Regions from separate parts of the Homo sapiens genome. Here region 1 is linked to region 2. A link is an interaction called in ENCODE POLR2A ChIA-PET data of the cell type or tissue named here. Cell type or tissue: PC-9. All regions are shown on one strand. Links, peaks and the distances in the headings refer to the core of each region. The heading gives the core; the rest is flanking DNA.

What was found. Peaks named below come from ENCODE experiments on the same cell type or tissue, not always from the same donor. Only the 100,000 strongest peaks of a DNase experiment are listed, where the experiment ranks them.
Region 1: POLR2A ChIA-PET joins it to region 2 with 14 read pairs; 8 of 35 experiments call an interaction of 5 or more read pairs at or near these places.

What each region holds. Positions count from the first base shown.
Region 1 is chr11:646,498-661,809 of GRCh38, forward strand. DEAF1 (DEAF1 transcription factor) reads right to left here. Exons shown (of 12, transcript NM_021008.4): 11 at 7,465-7,554. LOC124902603 (a long non-coding RNA gene) reads left to right here and starts at 8,526. Exons shown (of 2, transcript XR_007062543.1): 1 at 8,526-9,070; 2 at 10,477-12,607. In PC-9, for the core only: no CTCF peak of the experiment used is centred there; no DNase peak of the experiment used is centred there.
Region 2 is chr11:771,465-779,707 of GRCh38, forward strand. It overlaps GATD1 (glutamine amidotransferase class 1 domain containing 1), which reads right to left and starts at 6,023. Exons shown (of 8, transcript NM_182612.4): 1 at 5,935-6,023; 2 at 3,602-3,678; 3 at 2,544-2,649; 4 at 2,058-2,165; 5 at 963-1,057. The coding sequence starts at 5,998. It overlaps LOC124900301, which reads left to right and starts at 6,114. Exons shown (of 2, transcript XM_047427954.1): 1 at 6,114-6,231; 2 at 6,653-8,243. GATD1-DT (GATD1 divergent transcript) reads left to right here and starts at 6,114. Exons shown (of 2, transcript NR_126343.1): 1 at 6,114-6,231. RefSeq lists silencers at 5,444-5,653, 5,664-6,373, 6,424-6,523. In PC-9, for the core only: no CTCF peak of the experiment used is centred there; DNase peaks (open chromatin) are centred at 3,857 and 6,057; H3K4me3 peaks cover 3,505 bases; H3K27ac peaks cover 276 bases.

The sequences.
Region 1 (15,312 bases), core at 928-8,927, 120 kb before region 2:
CCCAGGAGTTCTAGATGCTTCCTTCTCTGGTCTACAGGTTTGAGCCACTCCCTGGGGCCTGTGCAGATGGAGGGAGAGAGGGCGCACATCAGTGTTGACTCTGAGCTACAGAAGCTTCCATCAGGTTCTTCCAGCAAAGAGGCAAAGGCCCAGGGTTGACTTTTAAAATCAGAACTACTCAGTTCTTTTTTAAAGCAAATTTTTCCATCTTAAACATCAATGTGATGCTTCTTACAGTATAATGCTAAAACACTTTTGAAAAAAAAATCATTATCTGAAAAGCCAGAATTAGAAGTTAGCGTTTCAGTTTTTGAAAAACGGAAAAAAATGGTTAAATTCACAAGAAGCTAACAATGAAAGTGCCTGATACAAATAAATGAGAAAAGCCAACATCACAGACTGTAAAAACAATGACTTCGGGAGGTTGAGGTCACTTGAGGTCAGGGGTTGGAGACCAGCCTGAGCAACATAGCAAAACCCTATCTCTATAAAAAAAAAAAAATGTTTTAAAATTAGCTGGGTGTGGTGGCTCATGCCTGTGGTCCAAGCTACTTGGGAGACAGAGGCAGGAGGATCACTTGAGCCAGGAGATCAAGGCTGTAGTGAGCCGTGATGGCACCACTGGACTGCAGCCTGGGTGACAAAGCGAGACCCTGTCTATAGAAAACCTAAAATAGGCTGGGTACGGTGGCTCATGCCAGTAATCTCAGCACTTTGGGAGGCCAAGGCAGGCAGATCATGAGGTCAGGAGTTCAAGACCAGCCTGAACAACATGGTGAAACCCCGTCTCTGCTAAAAATACAAAAATTAGCCGGACGTGGTGGCGGGTGCCTGTAATCCCCAGCTACTAGGGAGGCTGAGGCAGGAGAATCGCTTGAACCTGGGAAGTGGAGGTTGCAGTGAGCCAAGATCGCGCCGCTGCACTCCAGCCTGGGTGACAGAGCCAGACCCTGTCTCAAAAACAGAAACAAAACCAAAAACAAACGAACAAATAAAAACCAAAAATAAGTAATGAAATAAAAACAGTGACTAAAAATCCAATTAAAACACAATCCAAATCTGACTTACAGTGATCCAGGCCTCACAAATGAAAATAATGATGCGTGGGGCTTGCTTTAAAATGCTCAGCCCTCAGCCCAAAGAGAGAGGGGGACAAGCCAGGAGGGCAGGCGCTAAAGCAGCTGATACAGGTGAGGGCGACGGGCCTCTCCTGGGCGATCCAACTCATGTGCACGTCTCACATTTTCCAAAGTTAAGGATTAAAAGAAAAGTGTTGCCACCACAGCACGTAGGTGACTCAATCCAGGCAGTGCTGGGAGCAGGTGGGTGGACTTGACCCAGGCGGTGCTGGGAGCAGGTGGGTGGACTTGACCCAGGCGGTGCTGGGAGCAGGTGGGTGGACTTGACCCAGGCGGTGCTGGGAGCAGGTGGGTGGACTTGACCCAGGCGGTGCTGGGAGCAGGTGGGTGGACTTGACCCAGGCGGTGCTGGGAGCAGGTGGGTGGACTTGACCCAGGCGGTGCTGGGAGCAGGTGGGTGGACTTGACCCAGGCGGTGCTGGGAGCAGGTGGGTGGACTTGACCCAGGCGGTGCTGGGAGCAGGGGATTCCTGTTGGGGCTTCATAACATGCATAAACTCGTGTATACTTTTGTGTACATACCAAGTCCTCTACAATTAATTTTTAAAATTATCACTGCCTTTTTTTTTTTTTTTTGAGACGGAGTCTCCCTTTGTCTCCCAGGCTGGAGTGCTGTGGCACGATCTCGGCTCACTGCAAGCTCCGCCTCCCGGGTTCATGCCATTCTCCTGCCTCAGCCTCCCGAGTACCTGGGACTACAGGCGCCCACCACCACGCCAAGCTAATTTTTTTGTATTTTTAGTAGAGACGGGGTTTCACCATGTTAGCCAGGATGGTCTCGATCTCCTGACCTCGTGATCCGCCCGCCTCGGCCTCCCAAAGTGCTGGGATTACAGGCGTGAGCCACCGTGCCCAGCTGAAGGCAGCTTTTTAAAGAACAGGATCTGAGGGAGGCTTGAGGACAGGGTGTCCTGGGCTGGAGGTCCGGCTGGAAGGCAGCTTTTAAAAGAACGGGATGTGTTCGTTCTGTAGGTGAAAGGAGCTCAGTAAGTGCTTATATTGGGGCCCAAATAGTGTTTGCCAGGAATGTATACACTCAGCCTCTGCAGTACACTTTCCCTGCTTGAGGAAATTCTATCCTCCTACTGAAACTGAGATAAATTAAAATGTATATTGTAATACCTATAGCAGTAAGAAAATAACAACTTTAAAGATACTGTTTAAAAATGTTCAACAAAAGAATTGAAGTGGTACACTAGAAAACACAACTAGAAAATACACATTTAACAGAAAAGAAGGCAGTGAAAGAACAGAGGAGCAAAACATGAAACATAAACTGCAAATATAAACACAAATCCACTCACATTGATAATTACATTAAACATGAGATTAGGTTTTGCGCAGTGGCTCATGCCTATAATCCCAGCACTTTGGGAGGCCAAGGTGGGAGGGTTACTTGAGCCCAGGAGTTCAAGACCAGCCTGGCCAACATGGCAAAACCCTCTCTCTACGAAAAATACAAAAATTAGCCTGGCATGGTGGTGCATGCCTGTAATCCCAACTACTTGGGAGGCTGAGGCAGGAGAATCGCTTGAACCCGGGAGGCAGAGGCTGCAGTGAGCCGAGATTGCGCCACTGCACTCTAGCCTGGGCAACCGTGCGAGACTCCATCACACACACACACAACAACAACAACAAAAACGGGCATGGTGGCGGGTGCCTGTAATCCCAGTTACTTGGGAGGCTGAAGGAGGAGTATTGCTTGAACCCGGGAAGCGGAGGTTGCACTGAGCTGAGATTGTGCCACTGCACTCTGGCCTGGGTGACAGAGAGAGACCCCACTTAAAAAAAAAAACAAAACAGCTGGGTGTGGTGGCTCACACCTATAATCCCAGCAGTTTGGGAGGCCGAGGCGGGCGGATCACTTGAGGTCAGGAGCTCAAGACCAGCCTGACCAACATGGTGAAACCCTGTGTCTACTAAAAGTACAAAAATTAGCCGGGTCTGATGGCACACTCCTGCAGTCCCAGTTACTCGGGAGAATGAGGCACGAGAATCCCTTAAACCCAGGAGGTGGAGGCTGCAGTGAGCCGAGATTACGCCAGTGCACTCCAGCCTGGGCAACAAAGTGATACTCTGTCTCAATTCAAAAAACAAAACAGGCCGAGTTCCAGTGCGGTGGCTCACACCTGTAATCTTAGAACTTTGGGAGGCTGAGGCGAGTGGATCACCTGAGGTCAGGAGTTCGAGACCAGCCTTGCCAACACGGAGAAACCCCATCTCTACTAAAAACACAAAAATTAGTTGGACGTGGTGGCTCATGCCTATAATCCCAGCTACTCAGGAGGCTGAGGAAGGGAAATCACTTGAACCCGGGACGTTGAGGTTGCAGTGGGCTGAGATCGTGCCATTGCACTCCAGCCTGGCGACAGAGTGAGATTGTCTAAAAAACAAAAACAAAAACAAAAACAAAAACAAAACAAAAAAGTAGATTAAACACTCCAATCAAAAGGCAGAGACTAGTGTGGTGGTTCACACCTGTAATCCCACCACTTTGGGAGGCTGAGGCGGGTGAATCTCTTGAGGTCAGGAGTTTGAGACCAGCCTGGCCAACATGGTGAAACCCGTCTCTATTAAAAATACAAAAATTAGCTGAGTGTGGTGGCAGGAGCCTGTAATCCCAGCTACTTGGGAGGCTGAGCTATGAGAATCACTTGAACCCAGGAGATGGAGGTTGCAGTGAGTGGAGATGGAGCCACTGCATTCCAGCCTGGGGGACAGAGTGACAGTCCGTCTCAAAAAAAAAAAAAAAAAAAAAAAAAAGGCAGAGACTATCAGACTAGATTAAAACCTAAGATCCAACCACATTCTGTCTCTAAGGGAATGCTTAAGAGCCAAGGACACAAAATTAGAAGTAACAAGATGTTTGTTTATTTATATGTTTATTTAATTAAAAAATAGAAACAGGGTCTCGCTTTGTTGGCCAGGCTGGCCCTGGGCTCAAGAGATCCTCCCCTCTTGGCCTCCCAAAGTGTTGGGATGACTGGTGTGGGCCACTGCACCCAGCCAAAAAGGTTTTTTTTAAAAAGATGCAGGCTGGGCGCAGTGACTCATGCCTGTCATCCCAGCACTTTGGGAGGCCAAGCGGGGGTGGAACACTTGAGTCCAAGGGGTCGAGACCAGCCTGGGCAAAATGGCGAAACCCCGTCTCAACTAAAAATACAAAGAATTAGCTGGGCGTGGGGCGTGTATCTGTAGAGGCTGCCGTGAGTCAAGATCATGCCACTGCGCTCCAGTCTGGGTGACAGAGTGAGACTCTGTCTCAAAAGTAAAAGATGCAAACATTCACCATAAGACAGGTGGAGTGTCTATGCTACTATCAGAAAAGGTAATTTTTTTTTTTTGAGATGGAGTCTCGCTCTGTTGCCCAGACTAGAGTGCAGTGGAGTGATCTTGGCTTACTGCAACCTCCGCCTCCCAGGTTCAAGCAATCCTCCTGCCTCAGCCCCGCTAGTAGCTGGGATTACAGGCACGCGCCACCACGCCTGGCTAATTTTTGTGTTTTTAGTAGAGATGGGGTCTTACCATGTTAGCCAAGCTGGTCTCAAACTCCCGACCGGTGATCCACCTGCCTCAGCCTCCCAAAGTGCTGGGATGACAGGCGTGAGCCACTGTGCCCAGCTAGAAAAAGTAAATTTTAATATAAAAACTTCTGTTGGCTGGTGTAGTGCCTCATGCCTATAATCCTAGCACTTTGGGAGGCTGACATGGGAGGATCGCCCGAAGCCAGGAGATGGAGACCAGGCTGGTCAACATAGTAAGACTCCATCTCTGTAAGAAAAAAAAAAAAAAAATTAAATAAAAAATAAAAAACTTATTGAGACAAAGAAGGATGTTTTATAATGATAAAAGAGCTAATTCATCAGGAATGATAATTATAAACTAAACATACATGCACCTAACAACAGAGACCCAAAATAAATGAAGCAAAAACAGGCATAATGGCAGATAAAAACAGATAATTCAGCTGGGCACGGTGGCTCACGCCTGTAATCCCAGCACTTTGAAAGGAGACTGAGGAGGGCAGATCACAAGGTCAGGAGATCGAGACCATCCTGGCTAACACAGTGAAACCCTGTCTCTACTAAAAATACAAAAAATCAGCCGGGCGTGGTGGCGGGTGCCTGTGGTCCCAGCTACTCGGGAGGCTGAGGCAGGAGAATGGCGTGAACCTGGGAGGCGGAGCTTGCGGTGAGCTGAGATGGCGCCACTACACTCCAGCCTGGGCGACAGAGCGAGACTCCGTCTCAAAAACAAAAACAAAAACCAGATAATTCAACAGTAATAGCTGGAGAGTTCAACACTTCACTCTAAATAAGGGGTAGAACAAATAGAGAAAATCAGTGAGAATATGAAAGAGTTGAACAATACTATCAACCAACCTAACTGATATCTAATACTCCACCCAACAGAGCAGAATATACAAGCAACACTCTCCATGATAAGACCATACGCTAGGCCCTAACACAAATCTCAATAAATTTAAAGGTACTGAAAAACACTAAGTATGTTCTTGAACCACAATGTAATTAAAGTAGAAATTAATTATAAAGGTACATTTAAGAAATCCAGAAATATTTGAAATTAGCATACTTCTTTTTTAGATCTACTCCTGAATCCAGCACACACTTCCAAATAACTCATAGGTCACAGAAAAAAATCACACGGCAAATATTTTCAACTGCATAAAATATTCGAACTGAATAAAGATGAAACACAGGCTGGGTGCCGTGGCTCACACTTGCAATCCCAGCAATTTGGGAGGCCGAGGCAGGCAGATCACTTGAGGCCAGAAGTTTGAGACCAGCCTGGGCAACATGGTGAAACCCTGTCTCTACTAAAAACATAAAAATTAGCCGGGGGTGGAGGTGCATGCCTGTAATCCCAGCTACTCGGGAGGCTGAGGTAGGAGAATCACTTGAACCCGGGAGGCAGAGGTTGCAGTGAGCCGAGATCTTGCCACTGCACTCCAGCCTGGGCTACAGAGCAAAACTGTCTCAAAAAGAAAATAGAGAAGGAGGGCAGAAGGGCACACTTCCCAATTGATCTGAAAGGCCAGTGTTGCTCTGACACCAACATGAAACAAAGACATCACAGGACAAAATATAGACCAGCATCTCTCATAAATATGAGAAAAAAAAACCATCAAAAAGATTAGTAAAGCTGCTGGGAACAGTAGCTCACACCTCTAAATCCCAGCACTTTGGGAGGCCAAGGTGGGTGGATCACCTGAGGTCAGGAGTTCGAGACCAGCTTGCCCAACGTGGTGAGACCCCGTCTCTACTAAAAATACAAAAATTAGCCAGGTATGGTGGCGCATGCCTGTAATCCCAGCTACTCGGGAGGCTGAGGCAGGAGAATCGCTTGAACCCGGGAGGCAGAGGTTGCAGCGAGCCAAGATCGCACCACTGCACTCCAGCCTGGGTGACAGAATGAGACTCTGTCTCAAAAAAAAAAAAAAAAAAAAAAAAAAAGAGTGACTAAATGCTCCCGAGTACTCTGATTATGGTAGACAAAGTTATACAATCCTGAACTACCGTTTGTAGCCTACAAAATTTCTCTTGAATTTCTGTGGAGCGGAGGGCTGAATAATAGAGGAACTGTGGACGCTGTCTCTCGCGTGGCTCTGCAGGGGTGTGGAGGGCTCAATAATAGAGGAACTGTGGACAGTCTCTCTCTCGCGTGGCTCTGCAGGGGTGTGGAGGGCTCAATAATAGAGGAACTGTGGACGCTCTCTCTCGCGTGGCTCTGCAGGGGTGTGGAGGGCTCAATAATAGAGGAACTGTGGACAGTCTCTCTCGCGTGGCTCTGCAGGGGTGTGGAGGGCTCAATAATAGAAGAACTGTGGACAGTCTCTCTCGCGTGGCTCTGCAGGGGTGTGGAGGGCTCAATAATAGAGGAACTGTGGACAGTCTCTCTTGCGTGGCTCTGCAGGGGTGTGGAGGGCTGAATAATAGAGGAACTGTGGACAGTCTCTCTCACGTGGCTCTGCAGGGGTGTGGAGGGCTCAATAATGGAACTGTGGACAGTCTCTCTTGCGTGGCTGTGCAGGGGTGTGGAGGGCTGGGAAGCACTGACCAGCAGCCCTCAGGGTTTCCGGCCACCAACTGTGGGGCCTCACATGAGAGCACTACCTGGCCATGTCACATGTGAGCCTTCTGCAGGGTCTTCACGGAGCCAGGCAGGAGCCCCGGATTCCCAGAGGGAGGGACAGGGAGGGGAGTCAGGTGTGGCACCAGGAGCACAAGGGGAGGGAGGGCCACCCAGGGGTCTTCGTAGCGAGGGAGGAGGCGGGGGCACTGAGCCTGGTGTAGGTGAGACCTACCTTGCGTTGGCAGAAGGTGGAGCAGTAGTTGACCTTGTGGCAGCCGGTGCACTCGCTCATAGCCTCCCGGCCGCAGTTAACGCAGGACTGCTGCAAGAAGGACACAACAGGCCAGTCAGTGACGTGGCCGTGGAGAGCCCCTGAGACACCGGGGACAGAGGCAGGTGCAGGCAGGAGGCCCCAAGTTCCCCCCATTGGACCCCCTTTTTTTTTTTTTTTTTTTTTGAGATGGAGTCTCACTCTGTCGCCCAGGCTGGAGTGCCGTGGTGCGATCTCAGCTCACTGCAACTTCCGCCTCCTGGGTTCAAGCAATTCTCCTGTCTCAGCCTCCTGAGTCTGGGATGATAGGTGCCTGACACCACGCCCAGCTAATTTGTGTATTTTTAGTAGAGACAGGGTTTCACCATGTTGGTCAGGCTGGTCTTGAACCTCTGACCTCGTGATCCACCTGCCTCGGCCTCCCAAAGTGCTGGGATTACAGGCGTGAGCCACTGCGCCCAGCTCCCATTGGACTCTTGACTGCGCCTCTGCCCCAGTGCTGCTCAGAACGTTCTTGTCACCTCCAGAATCAGCTCTTTCCTGGCCTCAGTGCAGTTTGCCCCCTACATTCATTCACTGGAAGACCAGTATGGGCCGGGAGCAGCGGCTCATACCTGTAATCCCAGGACTTTGGGCAGCCGAGGCGGGTGGATCACCTGAGGTCAGGAGTTCAGCACAGGCAACGTTGCGAAACCCAGTCTCTACTAAAAATACAAAAATTAGCTGGGTGTGGTGGTGGCCACCTGTAATCCCAGCTACCTGGGAGGCTGAGGTGGGAGAATAGCTTGCACCCAGGAGGCGGAGGTTGCAGTGAACCGAGATTGCACTACTGCACTCCAGCCTGGGTGACAGAGCGAGACTCCCATCTCAAAAAAAAAGGGAAATCAGGGCCGGATGCAGTGGCTCATGCCTGTAATCCCAGCACTTTAGGAGGCTGAGGTGGGCGGATCACGAAGTTAGGAGATCGAGACCATCCTGGCTAACACGGTGAAACCCCGAGATTGTACCATTGCACTCCAGCCTGGGCGACAGAGCAAGACTGTCTCCAAAACAAACAAACAAACAAACAAACAAAAACAAAGGGAAATCAGCATGGAAATCTTTCTCCAAACTCCAAGGAGCTTCACTCCAGCCAGGCCAGCACAGAAAATCAAACTCAGGAGTCCACCGCTCCCAACACTCCTGAGCAGGGCTGTGGGCATCAGCCTGGGCGCACCGTGGCAGGCATGTGTCCCAAACTGCTGCGGCGGTGCCCCAGCCAACACCCCCACGGCCCCACCTGAGCTGGTTTCTGTGGTGGATTGAAAAGATGCCACCAGAGGTTTGTGTACTTTCTCCTGGAATTACATTATTGGAGCTTTTCTTTTTAATCAGCGCATAGGTCAACATGCTGTCAATGATTAATGTTTGCGGCATGACTAAGGTGCTTGACAGTTGTGAGCTCCGCCGTCAATGCTCTCTGAGACGGAGAAGACCACTGGGCCTAGGAGAGGCCTTGGCGCCGCGACCTGCACGCCCGCTATGCGCCCAGATCATCCGCAGCTGCGGGAGGGGCCGTGGCCAGTGGGTGAGTGGCAGCGTCTGTGAGCAGCACAGAGCAGCACAGGAAACGACTCCAGCGCGGCCCCACGGCCCCTGCACGCGTGCAGACCTGCTCCGAGGTTCTGTTCTGATGCTTGCCTCCCTCCTTCGCAAACGTGATCTTTAACATTTTTCCAGTTGTAAGACATTCAGAGCTCCGACATTCAGTCACTCACTTCAGAAAACAGGAGCATTAGGAGGAATTTTGGTGCTAATTTAGGTTGCCCCCTGCCTCTACTTTATTTATTTATTATTATTATTATTTTTTTGAGATGGAGTCTCACTCTGTCGCCCAGGCTGGAGTGTAGTGGCGCAATCTCGGCTCACTGCAACCTCCACCTCCTGGGTTTAAGTGATTCTTGTGCCTCAGCCTCCCCACAGCTGGGACTACAGGCACGGACCACCACGCCTGGCTAATTTTTTTGTATTTTTAGTACAGATGGGGTTTCACCATATTGGTCAGGCTGGTCTCGAGCTCCTGACCTCAAATGATCCACCTGAGTCGGCCCCCCAAAGTGCTGGGATTACAGGCATGAGCCACCGCGCCTGGCCTGTGCCTCTACTTTAAATGACAAACTTTTTTTTTTTTTTTGAGATGGAGTCTCGCTCTGTCGCCCAGCCTGGAGTGCAGTGGCACGATCTCAGCTCATTGCAACCACCACCTTCCAGATTCGAGCAATGCTTCCACCTTAGCCTCTCAAGTAGCTGGGATTATAGGCGCTTGCCACCATGCCTGGCTAATTTTTGTATTTTTAGTAGAGACGGGGTTTTGCCCTGTTGGCCAGGCTGGTCTCGGAAACTCCTGACCTCAGGTGATCCGCCTGCCTTGGCCTCCCAAAATGCTGGGATTACAGGCATGAGCCACCAAGCCCAGCCGACAAAATATTTCTTAAAAAGTCTGTAACCACAGAGAAGCTTCTCGAAGGAGAACACAGCTTCTGCAGGCTTTATTAACATTCTGGGTTGCTCTGTGGATGGCCGGGCCAGGCAGGACCCTGGTCCAGCCCCTCACAGACAGAGGTCAGGTGGGGTGGGAGGCTGGCGGGAGCGTGGTCACTGTCCCGGGGAGCGGCCCCCACGCTGAGAAGGGCACGGGTCTCCGTGTCCAGCAGTCCCTGTGCACCACACACCAGGACGTCCTGTACTTGCCCCCCAGCATAGTTCCTGGAGGACAGCACCCCTGAACTGAACGGGAAGCCTGTCCTGTTGCCTCGCAGGCGCCTCTTCAGCCTCAGCTGGGACTTTCAACCACTTGGGCCTTTCGCGGTATGCCCTTTGCAAAACTTTTTTTTTTTTTTAAACTGAAAAATAACGTTCTAGGAAGGTTAGAAGGAGCTTTGGGGTCTGAATTAGAGTCAGAGGCAGTAGCATGAACTCATGTTCTCTTCACAGATACAGAAGTGGCTGCGGAGATGTTCATACACACAGGTGACACCCTCATCCCTGCTCTGCAGCTGAACAGGTGACACCCTCGTCCCTGCTCTGCAGCTGAGGGCCTCCACGTGACAACATCCCAGCAGCACCGGACCCACCTGGCACCCACCTGGCACCCAGGCCTCACTCTCTAAGACTTCCCAATAAAAGGACCTGGGGCTCCCTGCCTGGCACCCAGGCCTCACTCTCTTAAGACTTGCCAATAAAAGGACCCGGGGCTCCTTGGAGAAGGGGCTGATTCCCGGGCCAGGGCAGGGAATGCAAGAGGAGGCTGGAGCACCCTGCAGTGCCAGGAAGTCAGGACGTACCCCAAAATGAAAAGTCTGTTGAAAGGGGTGCATCAGGGGACCCAGGAGCCGACGGCAGGAGCTCCCTAGGGCCAAGGACAGATGGTGTGCTTCACAAGAAAGTAGTGTTGCCTTCTAGCTCAGAGTTTAAAACACATATAAAATGAGCCCATCCGGATACAAACAAATGATCAAATAAATAAATACAAGTCCAAGCTATTCCAGATCCTCCCGTCTAGGAGAAGCCCCCCCACGGCCGTGGACTTGCTGCCTGACTAAATGTGCAAAGGGAGAAGCAGTCCTGTCACCAAGGAGACACCTACAGACACCTGACTCTGGTGAGGAAGGTCAGAGCTGTCTGTAATGTCACTTGGATGTCAGGGACGCCACAGTGGGGTGAGACAGGCGGCAGCACCCCTCCCTGAAACCTGTCGTCCACCCCCACGAGAAAGCACAAGACAAGCCTGGATCGGGGCACCTGGACAAACTGCCTGGCCAGGCCCTCTCAGAACTGCAGGGCATGGAAGACAAGGAAAGACTGAGAGACCGTCACAGGCCTGAGGGTGCTGGGCAAATGGTGCACGGGAGGCTGTCTCCCACAGGTGGCAGCGGGGACAAGGTCCTAGAGCAGAAACAGGACATTGATAGTGAAATTCAAAGTCCGGAGTTCACAGGGACACCCAGCGACGGTTTCTCAGCTACAACAGCCATGCCCTGTGGGCTTTGAAGTTACAGAGGGGAGGCTGCGGAGTGGCAGAAGGGACCCTCTGCGCTCACTTTGCAACTTTTCTGTAAACCTAAAATTATCCCGAAATACGTTTATTTTTTAAAATAACCATTCATTAGCCGGGCACGGTGGCTCACGCCTGTAATCCCAGCACTTTGGGAGGCTGAGGCAGGCGGATCACGAGGTCAGGAGATCGAGACCATCCTGGCTAACACGGTGAAACCCTGTCTCTACTAAAAATACAAAAAAATTAGCCAGGCGTGTTGGCGGGTGCCTGTACTCCCGGCTACTCGCGAGGCTAAGGCAGGAGAATGGCATGAACCCAGGAGGTGGAGCTTGCAGTGAGCCGAGAACGCGCCACTGCACTCCAGCCTGGGTGACAGAGCTAGACTCTGTCTCAAAAACAAAAACAAAAAACCATTCATTACTGCGGAAGAGGTGTGTGTGCGTTGCAGAAGGTTAGGACAAGACACCGCGTTTCCGCAGCCAAGGACATCGACAAGTCCCATTCTGCGCTTTCAGGAAACTGTCAGGAAATCACAGGACTGCGGATGGCACAAAGGGCAGAAGTGCCCAGGCCTGCCCAGGCGCCCCAAGAAGCTCATGCTGCCAAGCAGCTGGCATTGCCATTAGCATTCAGAGTTCTCTGGGCCGCAGGCGGGCAGAGGAGGAGACTGCAGCAGAGCACCCTGCGGGGAGTCCCGCCCAAGCAGCGGGTCCAGCCCCTCAGCAGAGACTGCGAAGGGGTTTCCTGGCCTGCCTTCCCTGCTGCAGGGGCCCCCCATCTGCACATCACACAACAGGAACACACCTACTTTTGGCAATGCAATAGCTGGTGTACTCTGGTCCAGGTGGAAAAAAGCCTTGTGAATCACATATGCTGGTTTCATTATAATTGATTTTTAAATTAGACAAATTACAGATAACAAAGCCACTCCTTCAGAAACAGCCAACCAAGAGTAAGACCATAAGATCACATATAAAATGCCTATTAATTTCTAACTATCAAAGAATAAGTTAATAATGTATTCATTATTCTTTCTGCAAATAAAACTAAGTCTAACTTGAAAACCTAGATACTGGCCAGGCATGGTGGCTACACCTGTAATCCCAGCACTTTGGGAGGCCGAGGCGGGAGCATCGCTTGAGCCCAAGAGTTTAAGGCCAGCCTAGGTGACATGGCAAAACCCTGTCTCTACAAAAAAAAAAAAAAAAAAAATTAGCTGGGCATGGTGGCATGCACCTCTTAGCTACCAGAGAGGCTGAGGTGGGAGGATTGCTTGAGCCTGGGAGGTGGAGGTTGCAGTGAGCTGAGGTCACACCAGTGCACTCCAGCCTGGGTGACAGAGGGAGAACATGTCTCAAATGATAAAAAATAATAATAAAAAAGAAAACCTAGACACACCCCGGATGGAGATGAGGCTGTGGTTGGAGGCAGCCTGGTGGATCGTGTATCTTACAAGGAGTGCTTTCTTTATGACTTATTCTTAGAGGATGTAATGCTGCCAGGAGCCTCGATGGAGCCAACTCCGTGTCACCATCACTCCTGAACCAAATGGGGCCACAGGCCCACTGTGCACAGGGGCCTCCGCCTGCTTCAGGGGCCAGGTGATTGGAGGGCGAGTTGGCCTCGGGGTTCAGAGCCGCTGGGAGAACCCTGAGTAGCCTTTGCAGATCCGCTCCTGGGTCTAGTTCCAGAGGCTCCTTTCCCGGCACTGCAGTGAGTTCAGGTGAAGCAGCCGCCTAATTCCACAGGCCCGGCCTCCTCTGGAGAGACAGAGCGGGAGAGGGGAGAGTGAGCAGGAAGCCAGCGGTAGATGGGGCTTCAGGAGAACCTGCTGGACCCTGAAGCCGTGAACCGGAAGCTGGGGAGTCCCAGCGTCACCCTGCATGGAGGCTGAAATACAAAGTCCCCAACACAGGGCAGGTGGGGCCAGGTGGGGCTTGGGCAGGCAGGGCCCAAGGGGCTGCTGCTGTGCACCCTTGAGGTCTGCCCCCGGGACCACTGTGGCTTCACCAATGCCCACCATGGGGCAGAGGGCTCCCCATGACTGTGTCCCGTGAGGGCGCAGCAGCTCAGCTTAAAAGTAAGAGAAATGCAAATTAGACTGGATTACTCTCCCTCGAGGAAGCAACGGAAATAAGAGAAAACCCTCAAAACATCAAGCAGGTTTATCTGAAAGCTGAGCCGCACACGTAAAGAGATCAAAGGATTAGTCTAATAGCATCTTTTTGAGCTGGGACAGAGTTTGCCGTTTCTATGAAATGACCATGATACAGATCTCTGAGGAAGCATCAGACAAATTCAGATTTACAACCTGTCCCCGCCCCTGCCCCAGAAAGCCCACACACCTCATCCCAGGTCAGGCAGGGTCCCCCTGAAGTGGGACTGCAAAGCCACCTCTGTGCTTTTCCCAGGCTGCCCCGCCGGCGCCGCCTCACCCCGTCCCGGGCACCTGGCCGCCCCTCCCACCACAACACCCCTGGCTCCCTCGGGGGACTCCAAGCCTGCATTTCCGGGGGCTTCCACGCTGCTGGGGGGTGCTCTGAAGAGTTCCCTGGGGACACGGGGATGGCGGGCTGCTCCCGAGTATCCCAAAGACGCCAGCAACCCTCGCTCACTGGGCCACGGCAGGACGTTGGTCCAGTCCGGCTCTGGAATCTGATGTTTGATGCGGAACAGGTGACTGAGCTGTCTTGGGTCTGGCCGGGCCTATTTGGCTCACGTGAGTGTTAGGCTGACACTGGAGAACAAGGCAGGCAAAAGCCTTCATTTACAGAAACCCCATACCTGGACTTCAAGGAAATGTCACTGAAACACAAGCCCCTCTCGGCGCTGCTTGAGGCACCCGCGGCCTTACGGTGTTGGGAGAGGCCCCCGCAGGGAAGCGGCTGCTCTGGGGTCTGTCTCCACCCTTCCAGATCCCCAGGCACGGAGGCACCATCCAGGCACAGCACAGACCTATTTCTGAGCTTCCTAGGAGTCAAGGACATTGTTACTGTCCAACTTACGTATTCTTCTCCCTTTCATACCCTTCTGTGCTGTACTATATTTAACACTTTAAAAGGAAGTTAGGGAGACTGGAGAAAGCCTGAGAGCGAGCTACTAGAAACGGGGACAGGCTAGAGGAATGGGGTTTGCGCTCAGGGCAGCATGGCCAACAACAAGCCGGGGCCAGGGCAGTGAGTCCAAGACCCTGCAGCCACTCGGCTGGCTTCCACTGGACACTGTGCCCTTGACAGCCAAGGGCATCTGCTTTTCTGCCTTGTTGAATCTCTGCAGAGCTCATTACATACACACGAATGCAGATTTCCCATGGTTAAAGCTGGCAACAATCCCCTTAATAGCTTCAGCTGGGCTACATTTGATTTTTTTTTTTTTTAAATTCCAGATAAAAGGCCAGGCACCGAGGCTCATGCCTGTAATCCCAGCACTTTGGAAGGCCGAGACAGGTGGATCACCGGAGGTCAGGGGTTCAACACCAGCCTGGCCAACATGGTGAAATACCGCGTCTACTAAAAATACAAAAATTAGCCAGGCGTGGTGGCAAGCGCCTGTAACCCCAGCTACTCGGGAGGCTGAGGCAGAAGAATCGCTTGAACCTGGGAGGCACAGGTTGCAGTGAGCTGAGATCGCACCACTGCACTCCAGCCTGGGCAACAAGAGCGAAACTCCATCTCCAAAACAAACATTCCAGATACAATGTGGAATCGGCAGCGTCACGCCTGCCCTCCCACTGCTGGAGGCATGGGTGCTCTGTCAGGGTGCTCATGAGCAAG
Region 2 (8,243 bases), core at 1-8,000:
GCCCTGCGGCCCACCCCAGGGGTCAGGAAGGTCAAGTCAGGGCAGGGAGCCTCACCCAACCAAGTGGGACCGGGGGTGTCACTGCTCATAACAGGGACAGCTGCTAAGGCTGGAGGGCGGAGAGATGACAAAGTCTAGCCATCTTCCCATGGGGTGTCCCTGAGAGCGACACGGCCACTACAGGAGGACGGGCCAGCTCCCCCAGCACCGGAGCACACAGGTGACTAGAATGAGAAGGGCTTGGTGGGGTGAGCCCCTTGGGCAGAGTGCTGGGGCGGGGCACCCTCTGGGCAGGAGTGAATCTAACCACTCACTCAAGGGGTCACGCCCACTTGTAACCTGAGACTGGGTTGGTGTCACCCCTCGGAGGGCACCACTGAGTACCCACTGAGGAAGGGTCCCCTCAGCAGGGGAAGTGACATCTGAGCTGGGGGCCAGGCCTGTTTAACTTCCAGTGAAACCAGCCTCCGCACAGCAGCCACCTCTCCCTGCCTCAGGGCCTGTGGATCAGCCACTCCCACAGCCGCCCCCAGTGTCCACAGAGCCCACTTCACAGCCTTTGGGCCTCAGATTGACAAAGGCTGTGTCTCCGAGGACACCCTGGCTGGGCTCTCAGCCCCTCCTGACTGCACACGCAAGTCTGATGCCCCTCCCTCCCCACGTCCCCTGGTGAGTGGGCCTGGGCTTCCGGGAGACTAGGGGCCAGAGGTTCGGGAGCCTCCGACCTCACCTCTGGCTGTGATGGGGGAGGACAGAGCAGGGAGCACAGCCTGCCTCGGCCTCCAGGCACTCACCCTGGAGCCTCCGACCTCACCTCTGGCTGTGATGGGGGAGGACAGAGCAGGGAGCACAGCGTGCCTCGGCCTCCAGGCACTCACCCTGGAGCCTCCGACCTCACCTCTGGCTGTGATGGGGGAGGACAGAGCAGGGAGCACAGCGTGCCTCGGCCTCCAGACACTCACCCCTGTCAGGCTGTAGCTGTCGAACACCCAGGATCTGTCCTCGTTGGTGGCACAGCACAGGGCGGCGACACCGTGGCCGACGGCGCAGATGGGTTCTGAAAGCCGTACATGGCGTTGAGGCCCTGGACCCCGCCACCCGCACCCTGAAGCCCCTCCCAGATGCCCCTGCTTGTGGCTCCCCCAGGCTTGTGCCGCCTGCCTGGCCCCTCCTCCCAGGTTTCCCTGGAAACTGGACTCAGCACCCGGGTGTCCTGGCTCAGCCCGCACAGCTGGCATCAGGAATCTGCTCGGGGGAGCTGGTGCTTCAGGACTAGGCTCTGGTTTAGAGCCCAAATCTCAGGTTTTGGCAGCCGAGACACACGCAGAGAGGAGGTCCTGAGGTTCCAGGTCTGTTTACCAAACCCTAGGACGCTGCCCGGCAGCCCCACTGCATAGCCTGGCAGGCACTGTGGGAAAGGCCCCTCCCCGGCTAGACAGGACGCCCCTGGGCAGGTGGGAGGTAGCCTGAGGCAATGCCTGTGCCTTGCAGTGGGGACATCCTGGCTCCATCCGAAAGGCTGAGTGTGTTCCCACGGCTGAGGTGGCCACAAACAATTGCTGCCTGTCCAGGCCATGCTGGGGACGGCGGCCCCACTCCAACACACAAAGGGTGCTGTGTAGAGCGCTGGCTTGTCCACCCCGGCCAGTGGACACACTCATCACAGCCCAACCCGGAGCCGGGGCAGCTGCCAGGTCTCCTCAAACAGCCTTCCTCCCTGCACCCCTGCTGGCCTTGAGCCCCAAGCCCAGCCCTGGATGCCAGGCTTTCCCAGAAGGAATCAGGCCGGTGTCCTGCCTTGCTCAGGAGGGCATGGCCACCCACCCTCGGGAGCCCACCCAGAGGCCTGCAAGATGGTCACCAGGAGACGACAAAGTCTGTGTGTGTCGGGGGAAGGGGCAGTCCCTGCCTCCTGCCCACAACCACTGCAGTGGCCACTGACCAGAGATCCAGAAACGCCTACCTGGAGTCTTCCCACCTCTCTTCTGCTGGTGGGAGACCCATTTCTTGTGACACTGCACATCCAACCCCTCCCCTGGGTCCCAGGGGTCACCTACTGCTCTCAGAGTGGAAGTGCTGCAGGATACGGGCCAGGGAGCCACTGCTGGCCAGGTCGGTCAGGGCCCCAGGACAGCTGGGGATCAGGAGGGCATGGTACCGGGCACCTGGGGGGAGACCACAAACCAGGTAGCAGCCACATGTCAAAGTGAGACTACCTGCAGGACCAGGCCCGAGTGCGTGGCCAGGACAGACCCTCCACAGGGACCAGCCAGCCTGGTGATGTCATCTGTCCCTTTTCCTCCATGGGCTACAGCTCCCAAGGGCCCCCCTGACTTTCCTGTCTCCACACACTCACCAACTCTCCTCCCCAGAGGGGCTCAGAAACTCTGGGGCCCAGGATGTGGGGCTGGAGGCTGCCCCAAATGGTCACAGGGCTTCAGGGGCTGAGCTAGGGAGCTCACTAAGACCCCAAACCTATCTGGAACCCTTGACCCTCCAAGGTCCCAGGCACCCCACCCCCAAGGAGTGGGTCCCGGGCCTACCATCGATGGACTCGAGCTTGGCGGGGCTGGCGTAAGCCTTGAGGCGGAAGTCTTGCACCCAGCGTGCATTGCTCTCAGTCACATCCACAAATTCCATGGCTTTCCCCTGGAGAAGCAGAGCCCAGGGGCCGAGGGTCAGCACCAGGGATATCCCTGTCGGCTCAGAGGGAGCCTGAAAAAGCTGACAAGGGACCCAACAGCATCCCCCTGAGGCACAAAGGCCCCCGACCACCCAGCCTCCTTCACGGGATCTCCCAGGGTCGGGGAGCCTGTCCCAGCAGCAGCCTCAGTGGTTTATTTCCTAGCCAACCCACCAACCAAAAATTTTTATACATAATAAATAAACAAAAACCCGCAGTGACAAATACATAATGCATCCTTACTATGACTTATGTACATCTGATATCCCTGGGTCCCCCACGATCAGAGGGTGGAGAATTCCTCCCAGTGGAAACATGTGCCCCTCACACCAGGGCTGCGCCTTGGTCTCCTCCTCACACACGTGCAGAAGCACAGACCCACAGCAAAAAGGTCTCCCTTGGGCTGGGTGCAGAGGCTCACGCCTATAATCCCAGCACTTTGGGAGGCCGAGGCGGGTGGGTCACCTGAGGTTGGGAGTTCGAGACCATCCTGGCCAACACGGTGAAAACCCATCTCTACTAAAAATACAAAATGAGCTGGGCGTGGTGGCGCATGCCTGTAATCCCAGCTACTCGGGAGGCTGAGGCAGGAGGACTGCTTGAACCCGGGAGGCGGAGGTTGTGGTGAGCCGAGATCGCACCACCGCACTCCAGCCTGGGCAACAAGAGCGAAACTCCATCTCAAAAAAAAAAGGAAAAGAAAAGGTCTCCCTCATCACAGATGGGGGATCAGAGCCCAGGAAATGGGGACTGGGACAGGGGGACGCCACCAGGGTTTGGTTACAGACTCTTCACCCCTCCACCAACTGCAGGGGCTCCCCACTCCTCCCAGGCCGCGGCGGCAGTCTCCTGACCTTGCCCCCGGAGAGGTGGAGACAGACCCCAAGTGTCCAGTGGGGAAGGAGAGGCTGGACTTACCCCAGGGGTGGCCACCTGCAGGTTGAAGGCGGTGCTGGCCATCGTGAAACAGTGGAGGAAGGACTGGGCCGACACACCTGCAGAAGGTCCCAGTGAGTGTGGGCTCGACAGGACTAGCGTGCCCCGCCTCAGGGGGCTACCCAGACACCCCCATGGCCTCGACTGACCCCAGAACACGCTGAGGAGCAGCCCTCTCCCCTACACCCAAGAACGACTACTTGAAGCCCTGGGGCAGGGCCAGCCACCCATTCACGTCCAGGAGAAGGAAGCTGGGAAGGCATGAGTCAGAGGGGCACAGCCAGGTCTGCCAGAACGGTAGGCCATCCCCGGGCCTGCATCCCCCATGGCGGGCTCTTTCCCCAGCCTGGCACTGTCACCTCCAGCCTCAGCCAGAAGCTGGGAGAGGATGCAGCCCACCTCAACTGTCCATGCCACTCCCACACCCCAGCCTCATCCTAGTGCTAACAGAGCCACGAGAGACCTTTCTGAAAGGCAAACCCGGGTGTGAGGGTCACAGAGTTCAGCTCATCCTCTCACTGAACCACCAGGGACTCAGGCCCTCAGGCACCATGGAGAACGCAGAAGTGTCCTGGCCCCCCCTCACCCCTTCCAGGGAAGCCGCTCAGAGGGACCCTTTCCTCACAAGGGTTCTGGGATTATACCCCTCCCCCGCCAGCTCTTCCTAGCATCCTTCGGCCCCTCAAAAAACTTTTAAAAAAGAAACTCAACACACCACACCCAATCCAGAAGGCTCTGGGGGCCTCTGTCCTACCAGGGGAAGGACACAGCCCCGCCCACCCTGCCTGCCGGAGAGCACTTACAAGTTTATTCCAAAGTAGCGTGAGCTGTATCTCTCTACATTTATTTTAACTCTGGGGCCCAATCCCTCAGCTTCATTTTTATCTTCATTCTTTTTTTTTTTTTTTTTTTTTTTTTGAGACGGAGTCTCGGTCTGTCGCCAGGCTGGAGTGCAGTGGTGCGATCTCGGCTCACTGCAACCTCCACCTTCCAGGCTCAAGCAATTCTCCTGCCTCAGCCTCCCGAGTAGCTGGGACTACAGGAGGGTGCCACCACGCCCAGCTAATTTTTGTACTTTTAGTAGAGACGGAGTTTCACTGTTTTAGCCAGAATGGTCTCGATCTCTTGACCTCGTGATCCGCCCGCCTCAGCCTCCCAAAGTGCTGGGATTACAGGCGTGAGCCACTGCGCCCAGACTCTTCATTCTTATATAAGTTAATACATATTCACTGTAAAATGTCCACTTATCGAGGAAAAACAAAGTGCCCAGTAGACTGCCGCAGGCTCTGTTCCCCCAGCTGCCCGCCCTTCCGGCCTCCTGAAGTGCTGCCCCCAGCCTGCTGGCGCTAAGACCCCACGTCCTCAACATGCCGGACCTCCTCACGCCTACCTGCTCTGGAAACAAGCCCCAACCCACCCCCCCAGGACTGAACCCCACTCGAGGCTCCTCCCACCCGCAGTCTGGGGGCATCACTCAGGACCCCTGGAGCTCAGCACATCGTGACGCCACAACCCCACAGCCCCATCTCCCCGTCCACACTTGAGGAGCTACAGACTTCAAGAGGCAGACCCCTGGGTCGCAACCCCGGCCCCCACCTCTCCGTGGTGCGGTGACCTTGGGCTGCTCACTTCCCTCTCCAAAAGGCTCAGAACAAGGCCAGGCACCCTCGTGCTCCGCTGCTCATCCCTCCCCTGCTGCCCTGAGACCCTGCAGGCTCAGCGCCAGGGGACGCACCCCGCTGCGCTCCGACCCGCGTGAGCCCCAGGCCAGTACTGCCCTGGTACCCTTGCCCCAGGACGGGGGCCGCGGGGCGCCTTCTCCAGGAGGGGGCTCCGGGTCTCCTCAGAAGCCGGTGGCTCAGAAGGTCAGGGTCCCCGCGGCCGCCCGACCTCAGAGCTGGGTCAACTCCCGGAATGGCCCCTCCCCACACCCGGGCTCCCCTCTCGCAGCGCAGCGGCCTCAGAGACCAGGCCCAGGCACGCGGCTCCCTCCGCTAGAAACGTCGGGCCCGGGCCGCCTCGCCGGGCAGACGAGACTCGGAGGAGCGACGCGGCGCCGGGATCCATCACGACCCCCCGACCCCGCCCCGAGCTCCATCCCACCAACCCGCGACCCCACCCCCGCCCCCGTCCCCGCCCCGAGCTCCATCCCGACACCGACCCCGCTCCGCCCTCCCCCGGCCCCTGCCCGGCGCCCCCAGCGGCCTCGGCCTCCGGCGCCACGTGACGCGCGCCCACCGTGTCCCGAACCTCCCGCCCCGGGCAGCCCCCTCGCGGACGCTCTTCGGACACTGGCCCCGGCCGCCGGGCCTCACCTTCGGCGGCGCCGCTGGCCACGAGCAGACAGGCGGGCCTGTTAGGGAGCCGCTCGGACGCCATGGCTCGGGCTCGGCGCTGGGTCTGCGCGTGCGCGGCGTCTGGGCGCGCCCGGGAGTTCGCGGGTCACGTGCCCTGGCGGCCGGGGGCGGAGCCGGGTGGGACTGGGCGCCTGCGCGTTCGTACCCGGTCCGGGTCGGCTGGGCTGCCCGCCGCTCCGCGCGCCCGGGCGGTCGCAGGTCGCGCCTGCTTTGGCCCCGGCGGGTTCGGCATCCGAGCCTGGCAGGGGCCAATAGGTAGGGTCGCGAGGGTCCTCCCCGGCCGCATGCGCAGTCTGAGCGCGCGCGGGGTAGGGCTCTTGGCCTGGGGTGGGGGCGCGGGCATCAGCAGAGCCAGGCGGCGGTGTCGGGGCGCGAAGGTGCCCGTGGTGTTCCGGTGGCCACACCCGAGGAGCAGGGGAGACCGGGGGGCTGCGGGGTCAGAAGCTCCGGGTGTCCCCGGAGACTAGGAGGGGGACGGCGGGGTCCAGGAGGCGGGGTGGGCTCCGCCGGCCCAGGACGGGGGCGTCGCGGGGAGGCCTGCAGGGTTGTGGGGCGTCGGGCTGAGCTCCTGGGAGGACGGAGTGTCACTTCCTGAGATGGGGACACCTCGGGCGTGCTGGCTTTGGTGAGGAGAATTGAAGCAGTTTTTCTTTTTTTTTTTTTTTTTTTGAGACAGGGCCTCTGGAGTGCAGTGGCGTGATCTCGGCTCACTACAGCGTCTGCCTACCGTGTTCAAGCGATCCTCCCACCTCAGCCTGTTGAGCAACCGGGACCCCAGGTGCACACTCCACCACGCCCAGCTAATTTTTTTGTGTTTTGGGTAGAGAGGGGGTCTCACTGTGTTGTCCAAGCTGGTCTCGAACTCCTGATCTAAAGCGATCTGCCTGCCTTGGCCTCCCAAAGTGCGAGGACTACAGGCGTGAGCCACCGCGCCTGGCCTGAAGCAGTTTTTCCTTAGACTGTAGTTGGAGGGGGTGAGACCACGTGGAGTGGTTGGCAGACAGGCAGGCACCCTTTGAGGCCAAAAGGGCGCTTGAGACAGAGCCAGCAGGCGAGCGGGCCGCCCAGGTCCCTGGCCCCCTGCTGCCAGTATGAAGGTCCCACCAAGCCTCTGCTCCAACCAGGGGAACCGTCATGGTTGGGAACAGCCAAGGTGAGGAATTCTGTGGGTCACACCCCCTGAAAACCACTGGCCTCCGCCGGGCGCGGTGGCTCACGCTTGTTATCCCAACACTTTGGGAGGCCCAGGCGGGTGGATCACGAGGTCAGGAGTTCAAGACCAGCCTGGCCAAGATGGTGAAACCCCGTCTCTACTAAGAAAAATACAAAAATTAGCAGTGGCAGCACCTGTCATCCAAGCTACTTGGGAGGCTGAGGCGGGAGAATCACGTGAACCCAGCGGGGGCAGAGGTTGCAATGAACCAAGATTGCGCCACTGCACTCCAGCCTGGGCGACAGATTGAGACTCCTTCTCAAAAAAAAAAAAAAGCCACTGGCCTCTGGCTCCCCCTGGCCCAGCCTGGAGAAGGGTCCCTGACCCCCGTCAGACAAGCAGTGCACCCTGCCTCACCTGACACAGAGCCCTCCCACCACAGGGGAAGTGGGAGCTGGGAGCTCCTGGTACAGGCAAGGCCGAGAGTTGGGTTAGGGAGCAGAGGACGGAGCTGAGTGAGTGTCCAGTGTTAGGTGGGTGGGGGTGTTAGTGGATGGAGGTGTCTGAAGCCTCGCAGGCCTGCGGTCACACCACAGGCTGGGCCTAGCCGCTTGGAGAGCTTTCTGGATCTGCACAGGATCTTGTCCCCCACAGACACACACTGTGGGCCTCAAACCCGGGAGCAGGAGGGGCAGGTTGGAGCAGGTCTACCTGCTTGCCCAGCCCCACCTGCACTGGCCCCAAGGTGTCCCTGATGGAGCTGAGCTGGACCAGCCACAGGTGCAGGGCTGAGTCTGCAGCAGCCCCCTCCCCATTCCTCTTCCCCTCCCCCAAGTTAGAACAGCAGTATGGAGGAGGAAGCTGGAAGCCAGGCTTGGCCCTCACGCTGGCGGCAAGTCTAATGCGTGTGTGTGCACCTGTGTCCACAGGTGGTGTGCCCCCTAGTGTACCCTTGGGTCCCCACCGTAGTCCAAGGTGTCATGTCTGTGTGTGGGCATCGCTGGTTCCCGGCACAGCCAATCCTGGGAAAGTGCATGTCCCTCATGGCATTCGGAGTCAGGGTGGCCAGCCAGGGCCCCACCAGCAAGCCATAGCATCAGCCCAAGGGCAGCAG